Regions from separate parts of the Homo sapiens genome. Here region 1 is linked to region 2. Evidence: chromatin loops called from intact Hi-C (ENCODE). Cell type or tissue: Calu3. All regions are shown on one strand. Each heading gives the region's core, and the rest is flanking DNA. Links, peaks and the distances in the headings are about the cores only. Region 1 holds the start of LOC105376949 (a long non-coding RNA gene). Region 2 overlaps LHFPL4 (LHFPL tetraspan subfamily member 4).

Region 1 (12,244 bases), core at 3,237-8,236, 66 kb before region 2:
TTCTTTTTTTTTTTTAAAGACGGAGTTTCGCTCTTGTTGCCCAGGCTGGAGTGCAATGGCATGATCTCGGCTCACTGCGACCTCTGCCTCCTGGGTTCAAGCGATTCTCCTGTCTCAGGCTCCCGAGTAGTTGGGATTACAGGCATGCACCACCACACACAGCTAATTTTGCATTTTTAGTAGAGATGGGGTTTCTCCATGTTGGTTGGGCTGGTCTCAAACTCCCAACCTCAGGTGATCCACCTGCCTCAGCCTCCCAAAGTACTGGGATTACAGGCGTGAGCCACTGCGCTCAGCATTTTTTTTGGTATTTTTAGTAGAGACAGGGTCTCACCATGTCGGCCAGCCTGGTCTAACTCCTGACCTCAGGTGATCTGCCTGTCTCGGCCTCCCAAAATGCTGGGATTACCGGCATGAGCCACTGCTCCTGGCCCCATCTCTATATTTAAAAATAAATTTTAAGAACTATAGGTAAAGGAAACAATAATCAATTTGAAGATGGGTCTGAACGAATTATCTAGAATGTAGCCTAGAGAGATATAGAACAGAGTTAGTAGTTAGGAGATGTGAAGAACTGAATAAGAAGGTCCATTATGCATATAATAGGAGCTCTAGAAGGAAAGAATAAAAAGAATGAGGGAGGAGAAGAAGCCAAGAGGGTTAACTATTTAAAGGTCCTTGCTGAAAGACATACTTCAAAATTAAGAAAGAAGAAAATTTAAACCCAAGTGATGAGTAGAATATGAGAATAAAAAATTAATAAATATTTTGTAAATCTAGCCAGGTGTGGTGGCTCATGTCTGTAATACCAGTGCTTTGGAAGGCCATGGCAGGAGGATCGCTTGAGCCCAGGAGTTTGAGACCAGCCTGGCCAACATAGCAAGACCCCATCCCTGAAAAAAATACATTTTAACTTATAGAATTCAGCCCTGGCAACATAGTGAGAGCTTGTCACTACTAAAAATTATAAAAATTAGCTAGGCAGGCATGGTGGTACATGCCTGTAGTCCAAGCTACTCAGGAGGCTGAGGTGGGAGGATCGCTTGGCCCTGGGAGGTTTAGGCTTCAGTGAGCAGACACAAATGCCATAAGTTGTATGACATAATTTATAAGAAATATCTAGAATACGTAAATCCATAGAAACAGAAAGAAAATTTTTAAGTTGCTAATCCTGGGGGGAGAAAGAAATGAGGATTGACTGTTTAATAGGTATGGGTTTTTGGGAGGGTGGTGATGAAAATACTTTGGAACTAGATTTAGGTGGTGGTTGCACATTTTGTATGTGATTGAAATTGCATGTGCAATGACTATGACAGTGAGAGAAGCCTAGCATGGCTAACTCCATCTCACGTCTAGCCTCACAGGATTTGTGACTTCCCCAGTTGTGCTTATAGATAACATCACTATTATAGAACCTAAGATTGGTCTTTTGAGATGTTTTTCAGATTTTTATATTCTGGCAACTAACTGACCCCATCTAGACCTGTGACTCATGACTCAGTTGGTCCTATGGACCCACCCACCAGAGGCAGACTCAGCACATGGGGACTGTTTTCCACATCCCTATGATTTTATCCCCAACCAGTCAGCAGCACCCATTCCCTAGCCCCCGCCTGCCAAATTATCCATAAAAATCCTAGCTTCTGAGTTCTCTGGAAGACTGATTTGAGTGATAACTTTAGTCCTTTTGCTCAGCTGTCTTGCATTAATTAATCTCTTTCTCTACTGCAATACCAGGGTCTCAGTGAATTGGTTTTGTCTGTGCAGCAGGCAGGAAGAAATCATTGGGCGATTACATGCTGAATACCCCTGAATTGTACACTTTAAATTGTTGATTTTGCTATGTGATATAATCTAAATTTTTTAAAAGATAAAGAACCAAAAAGGGGACACCCCTACACATCCTAAAAGCATTAAAAGGAAAATAAGGGAATATTACCAAGAAACATATGGCTGTAAACTTGACAACTTAGATAAAGCAGACAAATTCCTTAAAAGACACAAACTGCCAAGCTCATTTAAGAAGAGATAACCTGAATTGTCCAATATCTGTAAAAGAAATTGGATTTTTTGTTGTTGAGATGGAGGTCTCACTCTGTCTCCCAGGCTGGAGTGCAGAGGCTTACTGCAGTCTCAACCTCCCTGGGCTGAGATGATCCTCCCACCTCAGCCTCCTGAGTAGCTGGGATTACAGGCATGTGCCATCATACCTGGCTAATTTTTGTGTTTTTTGTAGAGATGGGCTTTCCCCATGTTGCCCAGGCTGATCTTGAATTACTGGGCTCAAGTGATCCACCTGCCTCAGCCTCCCAAAGTGCTTGTATTACAGGCATAAGTTACTGTGCCCAGCCAGAAATTGGATTTCTAGTTTTAAAAATTCTAACTAAATAGGGTTGGGCGTGGTGGCTCACGCCTGTAATCCCAGCACTTTGGGAGGCCAAAGTGGGCAGATCACGAGGTCAGGAGATCGAGACCATCCTGGCTAACACGGTGAAACTCCATTTCTACTAAAAATAGAAAAAATTAGGTGGGCGTGGTGGCAGGCGCCTGTAGTCCTAGCTATTCGGGAGGCTGAGGCAGGAGAATGGCATGAACCCGGGAGGCGGAGCTTGCAGTGAGCCGAGATTGCGCCACTGCACTCCAGCCTGGGGGACAGAGCGAGAATCCATCTCAAAAAAAAAAAAATTCAAACAAAATAAACTGCAGGGCTAGATAGCTTCACTGCTAAATTGGTTCAGATATTTGTTTATTTCCTTTTACTATTTTTTTGCACCATAAAAAAAAAAACCAACAACCAGTCACATACTTCTTTTCCTCACATTCATATGGGTTTTAGAAAATTATTGCCTTTTCCCCTGCAGAAATAACCCACAGACAAAAAAAAAAAAGTAGTACCACATTGCAAAATCTACAAATCCCAGAAATGAGTAGTTTGAAGACAACCCTCAGGGTCAGGGAGGGAAACAACTGTAGTAAGAGACCAAGCATATAGGACAGCAAGCTGAGGAAACCATTGTGTTCAACACCACTGACCTAGAACACACAGCAGGTACCCCCTCCCTCCTGGCACCCACTGCCGCCGCCTGAAAGGTATAAGTTTTTTGTTTATGATCTGAAAAACACTTTTCCCAAAGAGTTGCTTCATTTGAGAAAAGGGGTAAAGAGAAGAGAAGAGGTGTAATGAGACGTGTTGTAAAGTATGAATAAGAATCATGCCAGGCCGGGCATGGTGGCTCATGCCTGTAATCCCAGCACTTTGGGAGGCCGAGGCGGGCGGATCACCTGAGGTTGGGAGTTTGAAACCAGCCTGACCAACATGGAGAATCCCCGTCTCTACTAAAAATACAAAATTAGTGGGCTTGGTGGTGCATGCCTGTAGTCCCAGCTACTCGAGAGGCTGGGAGAATCGCTTGAACCCGGGAGGTGGAGGTTGTGGTGAGCCGAGATTGCACCATTGCACTCCAGCCTGGGCAACAAGAGCGAAACTCCGTCTCAAAATAAATAAATAAATAAATAAAGAATCATGCCAAACTCAAAGGTCAGGGAATAACCCATGATGAAAAAGAAACCCAGGAAAGCCAACGCCTTGCTACTTTAACCAACTGCCTCCATTGGACCCAAGAAAGAATCTTAAAAACATGTCAGGGTTTAAATCAGTGCATATATCATGCCCCTACAAACCCTGCAGGGTTACCTTCCTGGCTACATGGTGATCAGCTTATGCCCTGAAGCAACAGAGACAGACAGTGAGACTGCCAAAGTTCAGAAAAGAAGGTGGAAATTGTGCTTCCTTCCAAATGAATTGGTTTCCCAACTGCCTTTTCTCCTTGTCCAGCAACTTATTTCTCCCATGCTGCTGCAGGGTATTTATTGCCTTACGCTTTAAATGAAAAGGCGAACTTTGAGGTGCAAGGACTGGGCAGTCCTGAGAGGGCAGGGGGTCTGGATGCACAGTAGTCAGCACATGCTGTGCTCCCATAATGGCTTGGCCCTCCTTTGGTGTTTTGAGAACCTACCCTGAGGTCAGCCTGAAGTTCATTTGCAAGCCTGGTGAGCACTCACTATCTCACTGGGGCAGTGTGACAGAGTGAGGTCTTCAGTATTGCACTGGGATGAAGTGTCCACGAGTCTTAGAAACAAAAGTCACAGTTGCTCTTGGGGTTGGGCTGGTTCCTCCATCCCAGTTTTAGCAGGATGTGGCTGTGGCCACAGGGATCCTGCTGAACTCTTAGACTGTCCGGTGGGTGGGCACCAGTGCCAGCACCGGGGAAGGGAATGTGCAGTAGGCATCCTGCAGGCCTGGGCTCAGTATCTGCAAATGACCTTCAGTGAAGAGCCTGCTGCCTCGCTTGGCAAGAGGGAGGCTGGGGGTGGGCGTGGAGGGTGGGATCTCAGATTCCTTCTGTAGGAGCTGGTCCATGAAGCCAAAATTGGACCAGATCATGCTCCTCCTCTGCTTGATGTAATTGAAGGTCTCCTTCAGGCAGAGCTGTCTGGTCTTCATGGGGGAAGACTTGCAGCTGGTGGGTGAATGGGAGATTCCAGCCTCACAGTGGACCAGGACCTTGCCTCCTTTTCCCCTGACACAGCCAATGAAGTCCATTGCATATATATATATATATATATATATATTTTTTTTTTTTTTTTTTTTTTTTTTTTTTTTTTTTTTTTGAGACGGAGTTTTACTCTTGTTCCCCAGGCTGGAGTGCAGTGCCGTGATTGCAGTCTCTGCCTCCCGGGTTCAAGTGATTCTTGTGCCTCAGCCTCCCCAGTAGCTGGGATTACAGGCACTCACCACCACAGCTGGCTAATTTTTGTACTTTTGTAGAGATGAGGTTTCACTACTTGGCCAGGCTGGTCTCGAACTCTTGACCTCAAGTGATCAGCCCGGCTCGGACTCCCAAACTGCTGGGATTATAGGCATGAGCCATGGTGCCCGGCCTGTCTATTCTTGAAAGTGGGAGTTAGTGTCAGCCATATGGCTGTCTTCCATGGGGATCCATTTGTAGTGAAGATGGGTCCTTTGGGTCTTGGAGGTTGGCCTGGAGACCTGTGATATGCAGGTTGGGGAGGAACTCTCCCTTGGATGCATGGTTGACCCTGCCAAAGTAGAGGGAGGGAAAATTTCAACTGGGCCACCCTGGTCATAAGCTGGCCCATAGCTGATGTACAGCACTGGTTTTCCAGACTGGCTGATGAGGGTCACTTCTTTCCTTCTTTTTTGAGACAATGTCTCACTCTGTTGCCCAGGCTGGAGTGCAGTGGCCCGATCATGGCTTCCTGCAGCCTTGAACCCCTGGGCTCAAGTGATGTCCCCGTTTCAACCTCCCGAGTAGCTGGGCCCACCAGCGCACTCTACCACACCTGGCTAAATTTTCTATTTTTTGTAGAGACAGGATCTCTCTATGTTGCCCGGGTTGGTTTCAAACTCCTGGGCTCAAGCTATCCTCCCTCCTCAGCCTCCCAAAGTGCTGGGATCACAGGCGTGAGCCAACGCGCTGGGCCGGCTCTCCTACTTCCTTTTTTTTTGAGACTGAGTCTGGCTCTCTCATCCAGGCTGGAGCGCAATGGTGCAATCTCGGCTCACTGCAACCCGCGCCTCCAGGGTTGAAGCGATTCTTCTGCCTCAGCCTCCTGAGTAGCTGGGATTACAGGCACCCTCCACCACGCCCGGCTAATTTTTGTAGTTTTAGTAGAGAGGGGGTTTCACCACGTTGGCCAGGCTGGTCTCGACCTCTGACCTCAGGTGATCCGCCCGCCTCGGCCTCTCAAAGTGCTGAGATTACAGGTCTGAGCCAATGTGCCAGGCCGGCTCTCCCACTGTCGATCTTGTGGAATAGTTTTACTTCCACGCAGCACTCGGGATATTCTGAGTAGAAGGTCCCCCTTTGAGGAAGGAGACCCGCGGGCCACGGGCAGGCTGGCAGGCAGGCGAGCAGGAGTCGAGTATGGGGCTCGCAGCTTGGGCGGGTGGCGACTGCCCTAGCCTAGATCCATCGCGGCCGCCGCCGCTGCCGCCCTTCTGCCGCAGCCCGGCGCTTTGCCCCGGGCCCGCCGTGGCGCCACCGAGTCGAAGGTGACGTTGAGCGCGCCGCGCACTCTCGGGCGGCGAAGGGCAGGCAGGTCGGGCGGGCAGTGGAGCACGCCGCCGCCTCCTTGCCAGGCATCTAGCCAGCTGGCGCCCGTCGGGCACGTGACCTTCATTCCACCGCCCAGCGCCCCAGCGCCCCCGCCCCCCGGCCCCAACAGAAGCCCTGATTCACATATTTAGAGAAGAAATAATCTCAATCCTACACCAACTCTCCCAGAACATGAAGGAGGAGGGATACTTCCCAACTCATTTTAATTTATATTTGACTTACCCTGATGCTAAAGCCAGTCTAAGACATTACAAGGTGGGTGGAGAGAGAACCTATAGAACAATATATCCTTTATTAACCAATATCCTTCATATCACAAAGTGAATTTAGCAATATATAAGAACCGTAGGCCCTGCAGTGGCTCACACCTGTAGTCCCAACACTTTGGGAGGCCCCAGGTGGGAGGATTGCTTGAGCCTGGGATTTTGAGACCAATAATAAAGAGGATAATAATTCTTAACTTGTTCCTGCTGCTACAACAAAATATCATTGAAACTGAAACCACCTTTGCAAAATTATGACTGAGACAGTGAAAGAGATCTAACTTAACTGACTCCATCTTGCTGCTAACCTCCAAGCTGTCCGTGTTCATTCCTGGACGTAGGCTGAACTAACTTTGGGAGAAACTTTTTTTTTTTTTTTTTTTTGAGACGGATCGTTGCTCGCTCTGTCGCCCAGGCTGGAGTGCAGTGGCGCGATCTCGGCTCACTGCAAGCTCCGCCTCCCGGGTTTACGCCATTCTCCTGCCTCAGCCTCCCGAGGCAGGAGACTAGAGTAGCTGGGACTACAGGCGCCCGCCACCAAGCCCGGCTAATTTTTTGTGTTTCTAGTAGAGACGGGATTTCACCATGGTCTGGATCTCCTGACCTCGTGATCCGCCCGCCTCGGCCTCCCAAAGTGCTGAGATTACAGGCGTGAGCCACCGCGCCTGCCCAGGAGAAACTTAAGTTTATAGTTTGTAGTTTAAACAAAGATGGTAACAGCCTTTTCCCAAAGCAGACCTCCTTCTCGCCTGGAGACTATATTGCCTTTGTAGGACTAACAGTAGCCACAAGATTGGAAATTATGGTTTAAGGGTCATGCAGCTGGAGGTTATAAGATTCTGACCCTCCCTGAACTGCTCCTAAGATCAGTGCTTGATTTTGCAGAGCCTGCACATGATGGATCAGCTGGCCCCACCCAGATCAATGAACTGGCTCATCTGATCTCGTGCCCCTCCTCCCCAACCCAGTAACTGACTGCGTAAGAAGACGGCTTCTACTCCCTATGATTTCATCTCTGACCAATCAGCACTCCTGATTGGCTTCCCCTCTTCCACCAAGTTATCCTTAAAAATTCTGCTCCCTGAATGCTCAAATGCTCAGAGAGGCTGATTTGAGTAATAATAAAACTCTGGTCTCCCACACAGCCGGCTCTGAGTGAATTAGTCTTTCTCTATTGCAATTGCCCTGTCTTGACGAATCTGCTCTGTCTAGGCAGCGGGCAAGGTCAGGTCAACCCCTTGGGCGGTTACAAAACCGCCTTTGCAAAAATTATAACTGAGGAAATTATGGCAGTGAAAGAGATCAGATCTAACTGACTCCATCTTGCTTCTGACCTTCAAGCTGTCCTTGTACATTCTTGGGTGGATGCCAAACTAACTTTGGGAAGGAATTCAGTTCATGATTTGACTCTGAAACAAAATTGGTAATAGCCCTTTCCCAAAAAGACACAGAGAAATTTAATATAGCAGGCTCCAACTTCCTTGTAAACTCATAAGCTAACTGCCCTTGCCAATTCCTGGGCAGGAACTCCTGGGAGGAATTTAGTTAATAATTTAACCTTAAAGCAAGGATGATAGCAGTCCCTTCCCAAATTACCCTCTCCTTGTTTGGGTACTGACATTGCCTTTGTAAAACTTATGAAAGGCCATAAGATTAGAATTATAGGTGGGTCCTGAATTCTGCGACGACCTATGCAGAGTTTAATAATAACTAGCCATTGTTTTCTAATTTGCTTACTGCTCAGAATTCATACAGCTAGTGGTCACGAGATTTATAATTTCTCTAGTTGCCCCTATAGGTAACATCACTATTGTAAAACCTAACATTGGTATTTGTGATATTTTTCAGGCATTGCATTCTGGTGGAACAACTGATGCCACCCAGACTTGTGACCCCCACCCAGGAACTGACAGAGGCACAGAGACAGTTTTGATAACCCTGTGGTTTCATCCCTGACCAAACCAATCAGTATTTCCCATTCCCTAGCTCCCTGCCTGCCAAACTATCCTTAAAACCCTAGCCTCCGCATTCTCTGGGAGGCAGATTTGAGAATTGTCTCATCTTCTCGCTTGGCTGGCCTTGCAATTAAACATGTTCTTTGCTGCAAAACCTGCTGTTCTCAGTGCATTGGCTTTTCTGGGCAGTGGGCAAGAAGAACCTCTTGGGCTGTTACAAAACCATATGATGATCTCAAAAAATGCACCCACAAGAAAGGCATTTGAAAAGAAAGTCTAGGTCAGGCGCAGTGGCTCACACCTGTAATCCCAGCACTTCGGGAGGCTGAGGTGGGTGGATCACGAGGTCAAGAGATCGAGACCATACTGGCCAACTTGGTGAAACCCCGTCTCTACTAAAAATACAAAAAAAAAATAGCCAGGTATGGTGGCGAGCACCTGTAATCCCAGCTACTCAGGAGGCTGAGGCAGGAGAATCACTTGAACCCGGGAGGTGGAGGTTGCAGTGAGCCGAGATTGCGCCACTGCACTCCAGCCTGGTGACGGAGCGAGACTCCGTCTAAAAAAGAAAAAGAAAAGAAAAGGAAGTCTAACATCATTTATGATAAAAACTGTCAGTATACTAGTAACAGAAGAGAATATCCTCAACCTGATAATTGATATCAGTAAAATACCTACATCTAATATCATATTTAATGGTAAGAGACTCAGTGCTTTTCCACTGAGAAAGAGAACAAGGTAAGGATATCTGTCCTTGTCACTCCTATTCAACATTGTAATGGAACATTACATTAAGATTATAAAAAAGCATATAGATTGAAAAGGAAGAAATAAAACTATACTAACAGATTACATAATCGTCTATATAGAAAATCTCAAAGAATCTACAAAAATGTCCTACTATAAGTAATAAGCAACTTAGCAAGGTCACAGGATATGTGGTCAATAAAAAACCAATTTTAATTCTGTACAGTGAAAATTGGGGCAAGGAGTGGTGGCTCACGCCTGCAATCCCAGCACTTTGGGAGGCCAAGACAGGCAGATCATGAGGTCAGGAGATGGAGACCATCTTGGCTAACATGGTGAAACCCTGTCTCTACTAAAAATACAAAAAAATTAGCTGGGCGTGGTGGTGGGCGCCTGTAGTCCCAGCTACTAGGGAGGCTGAGGCAGGAGAATGGTGTGAACCTGGGAAGCAGAGTTTGCAGTGAGCTGAGGTCACGCCACTGCACTCCAGCCTGGGCAACAGAGTGAGACTGTCTCAAAAAAAAAAAAAAAAAAAAAAAGAAAAGAAAAAGAAAGTTGGAACTTGAAATGTTAAAAACCGTCTGGGTATGGTGGCTCATGCCTGTAGTCCTAGCACTTTGGGAGGCCGAGGTGGGTGGATCATGAGGTTGGGAGTTCGAGACCAGCCTGGCCAACATGGTGAAACCTTGTCTCTACTAAACATACAAAAAAATTAGCTGGGTATAGTGGCGTGAGCCTGTAGTTCCAGCTACTCGGGAGGCTGAGGCAGGAGAATCACTTGAACCTGGGAGGTGGAAGTCACAGTGAGCAGAGATCGCAGTGAGCCGAGATCGTGCCACTGCACTCCAGCCTGGGCAACAGAGCAAGACTCTGTCTCAAAAAAAAAAAAAAAAAAAGACGAAGAAATGTAAAAATCATTGTGGCCAGGCGCAGTGGCTCACGCCTGTAATCCCAATCCCAGCATTTTGGGAGGCCGAGGTGGGTGGATCACGAGGTCGGGAGATCGAGACCATCCTGGCTAACACGGTGAACCCCATCTCTACTAAAAATACAAAAAATTAGCCGGACATGGTGGCGGGCGCCTGTAGTCCCAGCTATTCGGGAGGCTGAGGCAGGAGAATGGCATGAACCCGGGAGGTGGAGTGTGCCACTGCACTCCAGCCTGGGCAACAGAGCGAGACTCTGTCTCAAAAACAAAAACAAAAACAAAAAACAAACAAACAAAAAAACCATTGTAATGTGAAGTACCATTGAAATGTAAAGTACCATTGCCAGTTGCAGTGGCTCATGCCTGTAATCCTGGCACTTTGGGAGGCTGAGGTGGGTGGATTGCTTGACCCTAGGAGTTCAAGACCAGCCTGGGCAACATGGGAAAACTCAGTCTCTACAGAAAAAAATACAAAAAATATCTGGGTGTGGTGGTGCATGCCTGTAGTCCTAGCTACTTGGAGGCTTAGCTGGGAGGACCACTTGAGCCCCAGGAGGTTGAGGCTGCAGTGAGCTGTGATGGTGCTGTTGCTGGGCTTTTCCTTAGTTCAGCTAAAGATGGAGTCCTTGTCACATGGCCATGAGAATCTAGGCTTGCAGACAATTTGAAGAATGAGAAAAATGGGATTTATTGGGCCAAATGGGAAACAGAGGGAAACAGGGACTCTCAGCAGAGTGAAAGTACTGTTAGTATGTGCTTCCTGCCTCATGGATTGAATTGCAGGTTCCACCCAGGTAAAGGAGGGGCCAGGCTCCTCCCCACTGCAAACAGCAGGAACTTCTGTGTCTCCATCCCAATGTGCACTCCTCCCAGTGCACAGGCTGGTTGAAGTTTCTCTGGGGACCCCTTCCCATCTGGCTGTCTCAGTGCCATTGCACTCCAGCCTGGGTGACAGAGTGAAACTTTGTTTAAAAAAAAAAGTATCCTTTATGATAACACCAAAAGATGTGAAATAGGTATAAATCTAACAAAATGTGTGCAGCAGATTTACACAGAAAACTACAAAACCCTGATGAGAAAAATCAAAGGAGACTAAAACAAACGACAAGATATATCATGTTCATGGATAAGAAGACTCAATATTATTAAGGTGTCTTAAATTGATCTGTACATTCAGTGCAATTGGTTTTAAAGTTCTAGCAATATTTTGGTAGTCTACAAGCTGATTCTAAGAATTACGTGGAAAAGAAAAGGAACTAGAATGGTCAAAACAATTTTGAAAAAGAAGAAGAAGTCTAGGTGCGGTGGCTCATGCCTGTAATCTGAGCACTTTGGGAGCCAAGATGCATCACTTGTGGCCAGGAGTTCAAGACCAGCCTGGGTAACATAGAGACACCCCATCTCCAGAAAAACATTTTTCAAATTAGCTGGAGGCTGGGTGCGGTGGCTCACGCCTGTAATCCCAGCACTTTGGGAGGCCAAGGCGGGCAGATCACAATGTCAGGAGATCGAGACCATCCTGGCCAACACAGAGAAACTCTGTCTCTACTAAAAATACAAAAAATTAGCCAGATGTGGTGGTATGCACCTGTAGTCCCAGCTACTCAGGAGGCTGAGGCAGGAGAATCGCTTGAACCTGGGAGGTGGAGATTGCAGTGAGGAAAACAAAAGAAAATTAGCTGGGTGTGATAGTGCACACCTGTGGCCCTAGCTACTAGAGAGGCTGAGGTGAGAGAATTGCTTGAGCCCAAGAGTTAGAGACTGAAGTGAGCTAAAAACAAACAAACAACAAAAACAAACAAACAAACAAAGTTGGAGGACTCATAGTACCTGATTTCAAGTCTTACTACAAAGATAGATAATCAGGGTAAAGTAATATTGGCAAAAGGATGGACACATACATCAGTGGAACAAAACAGAGTCCAGAGAATGATCCACACACAAATACCAATTAATTTCTTTTTCTTTTGAGACAGAGTCTTGCTCTGTCACCCAGGCTGGAGTGCAGTGGTGCGATCTCAGCTCACTGCAACCTCTGCCTCCTGGGTTCAAGCGATTCTCCTGCCTCAGCCTCCCAAGTAGCTGGGATTACAGGTGTGCGCCACCACGCCTGGCTCATTTTTTGTATTTTTAATAGAGACGGGGTTTCACCATGTTGGTCAGGCTGGTCTCGAACTCCTGACCTCAGTTGATCCACCTGCCTTGGCCTTC
Region 2 (5,000 bases), core at 1-5,000:
GGAGAACGTATGGAGGGAGAAGAGACAGCCTAGGGAACAGCAACCTTAAGGGGCGGGCGGAGGAGGAAGAGCCAGAAAAACTAACTGTGAGACAGGAGTCAGAGCAGGAGGAGGCAAATTAGCAATTGAGGGGCTGAGGAAGATAGGCTCGAGGAAGGCCACATGTCTGCAGGAGAAGGTGGACTTGGAAGGGATGGAGAGAGCAGTGGGAGGCTTTTCACCAAATCCTAGAGGTGGATGTGGCAGAGCCAGCCTAGGACAATAGGGGTACCCTGAGGAGGGACAGATGCCAAGGTTATTAACAGGCTGTGGACTCCTTGCAGGCTGGGCCTAGGGTGGCAGATGAGAGTAAATGCTGTTACCAAATAATTACTGCACAAAGTGATGGGGTTCCATCTCTCCACAAGTCATCTGTGATGCCAGATGCCATTATTTGTGTTCCCAACAGTACCCCCCTCCAAAACTGTGAGCCCCTCAAGGTCTGGAACCACGAGTTGAGACTGAATGACTTAGAGAAAGAGTGTCCCAGGAAGAGAGGATGAATTTGACACGTTTTCAGGAACAGAAAGGAGGGCAGTGTGGCCAGAGTGCAAGCGAGAAGCTGAATGGCACCAGAGGAAATGGAGGGAGGCTGGGGCCTGGAAGCCACGGTCAGCTGTTGGCAGGATTTTATTCTGAATGCCATGAAGAGAGAGTTAAGTAGGAGAGCTGGTTTCTTTCTTTTTTTTGAGACAGGGTCTTGCTCTGTTGCCCAGGCTGCAGTACAGTGGCACGATCATAGCTCACTGTAGCCTCAAATTCCTGGGCTCAAGTGATCCTCCCATCTCAGCCTCCTGAGTAGCTGGGACTGCAGGCGCGCACTACCACACCCGGCTGAATTTTTTTTTTTTTTTTTGAGACAGAGTCTCGCTCTGTCACCCAGGCTGGAATGCAGTGGCGCGATCTCAGCTCACTGCAAGCTCTGCCTCTCAGGTTCACGCCATTCTCCTGCCTCAGCCTCCTGCTAATTTTTTTTTTAGAGATAGGGTCTCACTATGTTGCACAGGCTGATCTCGAACTCCTGGCCTCAAGCAATCCTCCCATTTCACTCTTCCAAAGTGCTAGGATTACAGGCATGAGCCACTGTGCCCAGCCATGATACCATTTGTTTTTGAATGTTCATTCTGGATGCTGAATGTGGAACAGGTGATGGTGGAGCAAGGGTAGAAGCAGAGAAACTAGTTTGAAGGTGACTGTGGTAATCAGGGAGGAAGGTCATGGGGCTTGGAGCAAGGTGGTAGCTAGCAGTGGAGATGGAGAGAAGGGGTCTGGTGCTGGACATTTTTTGGAGGTTGAGTTAGTCAGCCTTGCAAATGGATTGGGTGTAGGAGGTGAGAGAAAGGGAGGATCTAGGATACCTCCCAGGCTGGCCTCAGCATCTAGGTTGTTGGATGGGACAGGAGTCACCTCCTAGGAGCTGATAGGGGCATTAAGATTGGGCCTGGATGTCTCAGATTTTAAAAGGAGAAGCTCAGTCTCCCTTGTAAGATAAGCCCCTGCCCTGGATGGGCAGGAACAGAGCTGAGTGCTCAGACCTGGTAGGGAGGGCCTGTGGACAGGCATCTCCAACCCACTTCCCGAACTTCCTTCTCCTGGGGGATCTCCCTGTGAGACAGTTGTCACCACGGCCCCCTTGTGTCCTGGGGAAGCCATTCCCTTTGAAAGCTGTGGCCCCCCTGGCCAGACCTGGTGGCTCACGCTTGTAATCCCAGCACTTTGGGTGAGGTGGGCAGATCACCTGAAGTCAGGAGTTCAAAACCAGCCTGGGCAACATGATGAAACCCCCTCTCTAAAAAAATACAAAAATTAGCTGAGCGTGGTGGTGCGTGGCTGTAGTCTCAGCTATTCAGGAGGCTGAGGCAGGAGAATCGCTTGAACCTGGTAGGCAGAGGTTGCAGTGAGCCAAGATCATGCTACTGCACTCCAGCCTGGGCAACAAGAGTGAGACCCTATCTCAAAAAGAAATTATAATGAAAATAAAAATATAGGAAAGCAAGCAAGCGAGCAAGCAAGCTGTGGCCCCAATGTGGACAGAAATCATTCACTGGACTCCCCTCAGTCTCAAACCTAGCCAGGTCCTTCTGGAAAAACCTTCCTAAATTGAAGGAGGGACTGTCAGCGGACACAAACAGCTGGCTGTGTATTCTGTGCTACAGTGATTCTTTGTATATCTCACCTTTTCTAAGAGTTTTATTGCTTTTTAAAAATTATCATTGTTCTTTGTGGAAAAATTGGAGAATATATTTTGAGCAGAATTACACCCGTAGTCTTAGTGTCTCAGCAATAGTCATTCTTCACTGCATAGTCTATACTCATAACAGTATAGAGTGCTGGTTAGAAGCAGGCTGTCTGGGTCCAAATCCTGCAACTTACCAGTTGTGTGACCCTGGATAACTTGGATAACCTCAAACGTCTTGCACCTCAGTGTCCTCATCTGTAAAAAGAAGATAATAACAGTATCTATTCCATAGAGTTGTAGAGATTAAATGAACTAGCATGTGTAAAGTACTTATTATAGTGCCTGGCATGGTAAATTCTATATAACTATTTGCTGTCACTGTGTGAACATTTTTCCCAAAAAGAAATTATGTTGTGTGTTATTTTTAAAAGCCTTTTGAGACCTAACACATCATGAGTATTTCTTATATATCATTAAACCTTCCTCAGTATACTTTTAGTAGCTGAGTAGTACTCTGTGGTATGAAAGAGCTATATTCCTGTATCGATATAGTAGGAGTTTTTGTCTTTCCTCCCTTCCTTCATTATTTCTCCTCCTTCTCCTCCCCTTGCTCTTATACTCTTCCTCCTCATCTTTTTCGTCTTCCCCTCCCTCTTTCTTTTATAAACAGCAACGTGATGAACATCCTCACAGTTAAATCTTAGAGGACATCTGTGAACATTTTCTTCGATAAATTCCTGTAAATTGGCAAGCTCAGTCAAAAGAGGTTTAAACGTTTCATTTTTCTGTTTTTGAGATTAATCCATGATTTCTATAAGTTACATTTGACCTCTGCATTGCCTTTCTTTGCTGCTTTAATTATTTCATTCCAAGTGAATGAAAATCTCTGGTAATAGTCATTTACTAGCAGTCAAACCCCACCCACTTTATGGTTTCTGTCGGTAATTTATTTACCCGGCTTCAAATTCAAAAGGTGCAACAGGTTATCAGAGAAAAATCTGCTCCTCCAGCTACCCAATGCCCCTCTTTAGAAGGAGCCAAGGTTGTCAGTGTCTTATAAATATGTCTGAAAATATTTTATGTACCTGCAAGAAAATATACCCCCACATACATATGATTTCCTGCCTCTTTGCAATGGGAACATTGTGCAGTATTTGTTACCATGAGCCTTGCCTTTCACTTAGCAGGGTATCCAGAGATCATTCCACACCAGCACATAAGGAGCTTCCTCATTCTCTTTAATGACTGATTATATTATTGAATGCTACTGCAAAGGGGCACTATACCTAATCAGTTACCTATCGGTGGGCATTTAAGTTATTTCCAATGTTTACTTATTACACATCATGGTATGCAACCCCCCTACTTTTTTTTTTTTTAAGAAAAGGTCTTGCTCTGTCACCCAGGCTGGAGTGCAGTGGGACAATCTCAGGTCACTGCAACCTCTGCATCCCAGGTTCAAATGATTCTCCTGCCTCCCAAATAGCGGGGACTACTGCATGGTGGCATGCACCACCATGCCTGGCTAATTTTTTGGTATTTTTTGTAGAGACGGGGTTTCGCCACGTTGCCCAGGCTGGTCTCAAACCCCTGGACTCCAGCAATCCACCTGCCTCAGCCTCCCAGAGTGCTGGAATTACAGGCATGAGCCACTGTGTCCGACCCTATGCAACCTTTTTTTTTTTAAAGTCATAAATCTACAGCCCAAAGAAAATCACAAAGTGAACATGACTATGAAAAAAGCACCTAGGTCATAAACCTCATTCCCCCTTCCAGTCACTCCTCCAAAGGTAATCCTGACTTTATTTTTTTTTGAGACAGAGTCTTGCTCTGTTGCCCAGGCTGGAGTGCAGTGGCACAATCTCAGCTCACTGCAAGCTCCGCTTCCCAGGTTCATGCCATTCTCCCGACTCAGCCTCCTGAGCAGCTGGGACTACAGGCGCCCGCCACCACACCCAGCTAATTTTGTGTATTTTTAGTAGAGACGGGGTTTCATCATGTTAGCCAGGATGGTCTCGATCTCCTGACCTCGTGATCCGCCCACCTTGGCCTCGCAAAGTGTTGGGATTACAGGCGTGAGCCACCGCACCCGGCCTGACTTTTAATCCTATAGACTGATTTTGCCTGTTTTTGAAATGTATATAAATGGAATCACACTTTTGCTTCACATGAAGATTCATCCAGGTTGTTGCAGGTAACCACAGTTTGTCCGTCTTCACTGCTGTATACTATTTTGTTGGAGTAAACTGCACAATTTATTTATCCATTACATTGTTAATAGACATTTGTGTTGTTTCCAATTTGGGATTGTGAGTAAAGCTCCTACGAACCTTCTAGCACATATGTTTTGGTGAACTCATCTACACAGTTCAGCTGGGGACAGCCTGAAAAGAGGGGTCTGGGTCTAGGGGATGGTTCAGTGGGTTCAGCCCCAGCAGATGCTACAGCAAGCAGCTTTTGGAGACTGTAATACCTGGTGCTGGATCACCTTCCAGTGCCTGCCCCCTTTGAACTTGTAGACATTTTCCTTCTCTTGCTGAGGAGGGTCCTAGCACACAGGGGACATGTGGCGTGGGGTGGGCAGGTGAAAGCTCCTTTGGCAGCTTCTGCAGCCCCGCACTGTCCTCCAGGGCCCCTGCAGCAGCAGAATCTTCTGCCCCCACTGAGGCCTGTTTCTTCCCTATAGCTGAACTTCCATCTGCAGGGCCTGGGGGACAGGGACCCAGGTGAAAAAGTGGTAGGTGGCAGATCAGAGAGGCCACATCAAGGGAGAAGGGAGTGG

Evidence for each region. A loop is a pair of places that touch in the nucleus more often than their neighbours do. Peaks named below come from ENCODE experiments on the same cell type or tissue, not always from the same donor. Only the 100,000 strongest peaks of a DNase experiment are listed, where the experiment ranks them.
Region 1: a loop joins it to region 2, with 1.8 times the contacts of the local background. A loop is called at or near these places in 1 of 110 quality-filtered maps.

What each region holds. Positions count from the first base shown.
Region 1 is chr3:9,594,671-9,606,914 of GRCh38, reverse strand. LOC105376949 (a long non-coding RNA gene) reads left to right here and starts at 6,228. Exons shown (of 3, transcript XR_940586.1): 1 at 6,228-6,395; 2 at 7,289-7,382; 3 at 8,252-8,494. It also overlaps the pseudogene DUSP5P2. In Calu3, for the core only: no CTCF peak of the experiment used is centred there; a DNase peak (open chromatin) is centred at 6,174.
Region 2 is chr3:9,532,814-9,537,813 of GRCh38, reverse strand. All of the region lies in intron 2 of LHFPL4 (LHFPL tetraspan subfamily member 4), which reads left to right. Among named protein-coding and RNA genes, the nearest start is that of LHFPL4, 19 kb to the left of the region's middle. In Calu3, for the core only: no CTCF peak of the experiment used is centred there; no DNase peak of the experiment used is centred there.